Linked DNA regions of Homo sapiens: region 2 is linked to region 1. Evidence: chromatin contacts called from ENCODE Hi-C data. All regions are on one chromosome and are shown on one strand. Each heading gives the region's core, a stretch centred on a gene start or an enhancer-like site at or near the end of the contact. The rest is flanking DNA. Distances are from core to core; before and after follow the strand shown.

Region 1 (3,046 bases), core at 508-3,007:
TCGTTTAGGCTGAGATTTGAATGATGAAAAGCCAGAAATAGGGTAGGTCAGTAGTATGTGCCCTAATTATGATAATGAGGTTGGTGAGTTCAAAAAACAGAAAACAAAACAAAACAAACAAGCAAACAAAAAAACCAGTGTGCTGGAATGAAATAGACAGAAAAGGACTAGTGCGTGAGTAGGTGATCAGACAACTAGAACCTAATAGGCCAAGATAAGAAGTTGGACCGAGGGCAGTGGCTCACGCCTGTAATCCCAGCACTTCAGGAGGCCAAGGCGGGCGGATCACGAGGTCAGGAGATCGAGACCATCCTGGCTAACACAGTGAAACCTCATCTCTACTAAAAAAATACAAAAAATCAGCCGGGCGTGGTGGCGGGCGCCTGTAGTCCCAGCTACTCAGGAGGCTGAGGCAGGAGAATGGCGTGAACCCGGGAGGCGGAACTTGCAGTGAGCCCAGATCGCGCCACTGCACTCCAGCCTGGGTGACAGAGCGAGACTCCGTCTCAAAAACAAAACAAAACAAAACAAAACAAAACAAAATAAAAAAATGAAGTTTGGACTTCTAAGTATTAGCTTGGTGCAAAAGTAACAGATTTTGCCATTACTTTTAACAGCCAAAATTGCCATTACTTTTGCACCAACCTAATACAATGGGGAGTGAGCAATGAGCTCTGGATAGGGCAGTGAAATTATCTGATTTAGGTTTTTAGAAAGTCATTTCCACAGAGAAGTATTCCTGGATCCCCCAGGTTGGGTTACGACTCACCACTAGATATGTGGTACACCCTATAATTCTGCTATCATGATATTCACCAGTGGAGTGTATTTGCTTGTTTAATGTCTATATTCCCTGCTAAACTGGAAATTCGACTAGGGTAGGAACTATGTCTCGTTCTCTTTCAAACCTTCCACACATAGGAGGCTTTGCATAAAATGAGGTAAATGGAGGAATAGCTCTTACCACCTGTTCTATAATTGTCTAAGGGTTTTCCCCCCAACAGGAGATTCTGAGGGCAGGATCACATCTGATTCATGGTCAGCCTGACTCATACGGGGCACATATTTAGGAACCAAAAACATAACTGACTTCAAGAAACTCAAGGGCTGGTAAAGACAGACCAGTCATCAGCGTCACAGGACAGGGTAGGGTGAGGGCACAGTGGCTAAGTTACTTATCCCCTCTGAGCCTCGATTCCCCATCTGCAAAATGGGGTTGACATTACTTCATGGGACCACTGTGAGGTTCAAATGAGATGATCCACTTAAAGTGCTTGGAGCAGTACTCAGCAAACTGAGCACTAGGCGAAAGCCAGCTTTCATTACAAGCAGAATGTTCTGACTGAGGGCAGTTCAGAGAGGAGTTTCTGGACGAGATGAGCATGCAAGGCTTGGTACCCAGTGAACTCTGTTAGTACTAATTTATAGTGACAATAATTACAATTTGGATGTCGGATCTGCTGACACTCATTTGCGTATATCGTCCCGTTCATCTGTCACTGCACATGTGAAAAAACGGAGGCTCGGCAAAACTGTCTCCCGAGCAGCTCGCAGAGGCTGCGAGGGGCCTGCGGGCTAGGCTGGGGTAAGACAGAGGACCTCCATTTAACCTCATGTAATCCGGGGAGCTCCTGAGCTTCTGGTCCAACCTGCGGCCTAAGCAGTAACATTCACAGCCACCCCACCCCGGGAAAGGAACCGATCTCACGCACCTTCCATAAGGTCCACAGATATCCGTAGAAGGAGACGCGAAGCCCCGCCCACCCCACCGGAAACGCATTTGCGTCACGTCCGCCCCGCCCGCTGCCACTTGTGGCTCTGCCGCTCTAGCCCCCGGCGGAGCCAGCTGCTGCTCTTCGGTGCTGGCCCCGGTGCCGGCCCCGTTGCCCAGGGAACAGGCTCCCGGCAGCCCCCGCGGCCCGGAGTCCATCCCGCCTCCTCCGGCCCGGCGGGGCCGACGAGTCCGGAGGGGCTGCCGCGGGAGGTGAGTCCGGCGACGCCGCAAGCGGCCCCGACGCCCCCGACGCCCCCGACGCCTGGCCCCGAGCCCCTCCTCGGCCTCCCCCGGGCCACTCTTCCCTTGCCTCAGCCCCGCAGGGTCTCCATGCCCGTCCGCCCCGTCTCCCTCGCCCGCGGTCTCGCCCGCGCGGAGTGGCGGACACTAAATGCCACAACACACGGAGCGCCTGGCTCGCCGCCCGCAGAATCCGGCGGTCCGCAGCGGGGAACAGGGGCCGCCCGCCCCTCCTCAGGCCTCCGCTGCGCGTCCCGCGCCCTCGGCCCCCGGCCCCACCCTGCATCCCGGCTGCCGGTCTGGCCGCGGGCTCTGCTCCTTCGCCTTAAGATTGACGTCGTGTTCTGTCCCCCACTCGCAGCCCGCGTCCCTTACATCCGCCCACCGGCGCCTGGCCCCAGGCCTTGACACTCATCCAGTTGGTGTTCAGTGTTCGATGAGTGGATAAGTGAATGACTCCTTTCCCAATCCTATTTGAAGGCATGGGAGGCAGAATAGGTAGTAAGTGTTAAAGGATGGGGTGTCCTGGAGTCAGAGCCGGGCAGGTCCCAGCGGCCCCTTCCTAGCTCTGTGCTGGGGCAAGTGCCCTACCTCACTCCGCTCCAGTTTCATCACCAGTGGAATGGAGATGAGAATAGTTTCTACCTCTGGCTTGGTAAGAGGATTAAATGGGTCAGTGCATGTAAAGTTAAGCACGGTGCCTGCCGCTGTACATTTCAGTAAAGGGGAGCCCCTGCTGTCATCTGTGCTAGCCTGCGTTCTCGCCCTCTAGTCCCTTCTGATATGTCTCTGACTTCTCATGACTTTAGTTTCTCCTTCTCTACCTCCATTTCTCTTCCCTGCACTTTTTTCTTCCTCTCTTATTGGGATTCAGGAATTTTATTCTGTTCTGTGACTTATGTTCCATGTGTTGGCAGAATGTGGGATACCAGCCTGGGTGCATCCTTTTCTCATCTATTGGAGTGACCAGTTGCACTTGTGGACTGCCTCCTTGCAGCCAAGGTCTTGTAGACAGAGTTCTGGGAAATCTCA
Region 2 (3,206 bases), core at 1-2,500, 1.6 Mb after region 1:
CGTGCCACCACACTGGGCTAATTTTTTGTATTTTTGGTAAAGACGGGGTTTCACCGTGTTAGTCAGGATGGTCTCGATCTCTTGACCTCGTGATCCGCCCGCCTCGGCCTCCCAAAGTGCTGGGATTACAGGCGTGAGCCACCGCGCCCAGCTACATATTCCCAACACATAATAAAACGACAGCCCCTACTTTTTTTTTTTTTTTTTTTTTTAAGACGGAGTTTCACTCGGTCATCAGGCTGGAATGCAATGGCGCGATCTCGGCTCACTGCAACCTCCGCCTACCGAGTGCAAGCGATTCTCCTGCCTCAGCCTCCCGAGTAGCTGGGACTACAGGTGCCTGCCACCACACCCAGCTAATTTTTGTATTTTTAGTAGAGACGGCGTTTCACCATGTTGGTAAGGATGGTCTCGATCTCTTGACCTCGTGATCCGCCCGCCTCAGCCTCCCAAAGGGCTGGGATTACAGGCGTGAACCACCGCGCCCGGCCGGCCCCTTTCTTGAGTCCATTCTGCCCAGGCACATTTCCTAGCTGTGTGTGTCAGTTTTACAGCACCAGACCTTTTAAAAATCCATCTTATTCATAGGCCAAACGTGTGTCTACTGTATCCACTTAAGTCTGCAAAGTTTTGGCACATTACATTAAGGGCGAACTATTACCTGACACTGGAAATGGGAAATGTCTGACCCGCGAGTTCCATACAATTTCATTCAGCACCGTATGATCTCTTTTCAGCTTCCCTGTTGCCTCACCCAAGTTGTCATGTACAGCATAACGTGGAGGGCAGTGTGGCGCAAGGAAACTTGAGTTATAAAGGAGAGAAGGGACTGGATGTGGAGTCAGAGTTCTTGGCTTGGACTCTGGCTTCTCTAACTCTGCGTAGCCTCTGGGTTAGGCAGCTGAACCTCTCAAGGCCAAGGTACGCTCCCTGTCAAAACCGTGGGAGAATTCAGGTGCACTGAGCGCGTTAAGGCCAAGGAGGGAAACGCGGCGCAGGCCTAGGCGATGCTTCCCTCTGGCAACCGACCCTGGCCTACCTCCCTTCAGAGAAGGGAAAGCCGGGCAGAAAAGCAGGCGCGTGCCGGCGGAGGGGTGGAACCCCAAGATCAGCTGGGGCCAAGGCGGCTTCTCGCCCTCCCGCCCCCGCCGTCTCGCACCTCGGGAGCCAGGTCCAGGTCCCCGTACTCACCTTGGCGCAGGACAGACGGCTCAGAACGCACCACAAATCTGCAGCCAACTCGGAAAGGTCACCGAGCGCGCAGGCGCGCGCAGGGGATGCCGGGAAGGCGGAAGCAGCAGAGACGCCGCAAGGCCAGAGTGCCTCCCCAGCGGCGCCTCCGCACCACAGCGCCCCCGGCGGCCGCCTGGTGTCGCAGGCAAGAAGGGGCGGGGAGAGGGTGCGTTAGGGGTGTGCCCGCGTGTGTCACTGTGGGCTGGCTAATCCTCCACATCTTCCCACGACTGATGGGTTTCCTGGGACGCGGGACCTTCAACGCTGAAACTAGGAAAGTTCTAGACATACCGGGAGGGTTGGTTAACCTAAGAAAAGGGACCCTCTTTACTGTGACGTTAAAGACTAAGTCAAGTCTCCCATTTCAGTGGTGTGTCTTGTCCCTTTCTATTGTTAATTATTTAGCTCTGCATGTATAAAATATATATATTTGGAGACGGAGTCTCACTCTGTCGCCCACGCTGCAGTGCAGTGGCGCGATCTCGGCTCACTGCAACCTCCGCCTCCCGGGTTCAAGCGGTTCTCGTGCCTCAGCTTCCTGAATAGCTGGGATTACAGGCGCTGGTCACCAAGCCCAGCTAGTTTTTGTATTTTTAGCAAAGACGGGGTTTCACCATGTTGGCCAGGCTGGTCTTGAACTCCTGACCTCAGGTGATCCACCTGCCTCAGCCTCCCAAAGTGCTGGGATTACAGGCTTGAGCCACCGCGCCCGGCCTGCTCTGCATATTTTTATGTCTGTATTCTGTGCATATTCTTCTCAGCAGATAATATAAAACTTCCACAGGGGCTCCAGACACTGGGCTTAATAGTCTTAAAAATATATATATATATATATATTTTTTTTTTCAGAAATATTTTCCAGTAGAGAACTAGAAATCATAAAAGAAAAAAATTTAGCGAGCGGATCACCTGAGGTCAGGAGTTCAAGACCAGCCTGGCCGACATGGCGAAACCCCATCTCTACTAAAAATACAAAAATTAGCCGGGCTTGGTGGTGGGCGCCTGTAATCCCAACTGCTCAGGAAGCTGGGGCAGGAGAATCACTTGAACCCGGAGGGCAGGGGTTGCAGTGAGCCGAGATCTTTGCACTCCAGCCTGGGCGACAAGAGTGAAACGCCATCTCAAAAAAAAAAAAAAAAAAAAAAAAGCCAAATAAAAATTGGATGGAGGCTGGGCGCAGTGGCTCAGCACTTTGGGAGGCCTGTAATCTGTAATCTTAGCACTTTGGGAGGCCAAAGCAGGCAAACTGCTTGAGTTCAGGAGTTTGAGACCAGCCTGGCTAACATGGTGAAACCCCTTCTCTACTAAAAATACAAAAATTAGCTGGGTGTGGTGGTGGTGCGCACCTGTAATTCCAGGTACTTGGGAGGCTGAGGCAGGAGAATCGCTTGAACCCTGGAGGTGGAGGCTGCAGTGAGCTGAGATGGCGCCACTGTATTCCAGCTTGGGCGACAGAGCGAGACTCTGTCTCAAACAAACAAAACAAAAAATTGGATGGATTTGGCAGATTAGACAGTTAAAGAATAAACTGCAAGATCGAAGAAGCCATTCAGAAAATAAGAGGGATACAGCAGGAAAGATACCAATCATATGGGTAATTGGTATCTTAGAAGGAAATTAAAGAGGTGAGGCAGAAATATCTGAAGAGCTAATGGCTGAGAATTTTCCAAAAGTGATGAGAAAAAAATCATGCCAAAGATTCAAAAAGCCTTACAGAGGCCAGGCGCGGTGGCTTACGCCTGTAATCCCAGCACTTTAGGAGGCCAAGGCGGGCGGATCACCACACCATCCTGGCTAACACGGTGAAACCCCGTCTCTACCAAAAATACAAAAAAATTAGCTGGGTGTGGTGGTGGGTGCCTGTAGTCCCAGCTACTCCGGAGGCTGAGTGAGAGAATGGCGTGAGCCCGGGAGGCGGAGCTTGCAGTGAGCAGAGATGGCGCCACTGCACTCCAGCCAGGGAAACAGAGCAA

Evidence for each region. Hi-C counts contacts between places; a loop is a spot of excess contacts on that map. Pooled maps may share reads with other maps.
Region 2: a map of CD8-positive, alpha-beta T cell shows a loop between it and region 1 (31-fold over the local background). The contact joins the promoter of ATP5MJ here to the promoter of CINP in region 1. A Hi-C loop is called at or near these places in 2 of 168 maps with a recorded cell type or tissue (CD8-positive, alpha-beta T cell and naive thymus-derived CD4-positive, alpha-beta T cell), 1 of 37 single-sample maps with no recorded cell type and 10 of 50 pooled maps.

What each region holds. Positions count from the first base shown.
Region 1 is chr14:102,361,133-102,364,178 of GRCh38, forward strand. It overlaps CINP (cyclin dependent kinase 2 interacting protein), which reads right to left and starts at 1,758. Exons shown (of 5, transcript NM_032630.3): 1 at 1,713-1,758. The coding sequence starts at 1,719. TECPR2 (tectonin beta-propeller repeat containing 2) reads left to right here and starts at 1,809. Exons shown (of 20, transcript NM_014844.5): 1 at 1,809-1,984. RefSeq lists silencers at 1,803-2,212, 2,253-2,342.
Region 2 is chr14:103,920,279-103,923,484 of GRCh38, forward strand. It overlaps ATP5MJ (ATP synthase membrane subunit j), which reads right to left and starts at 1,251. Exons shown (of 4, transcript NM_004894.3): 1 at 1,192-1,251. RefSeq lists an enhancer at 906-1,581 and silencers at 1,216-1,388, 1,275-1,444.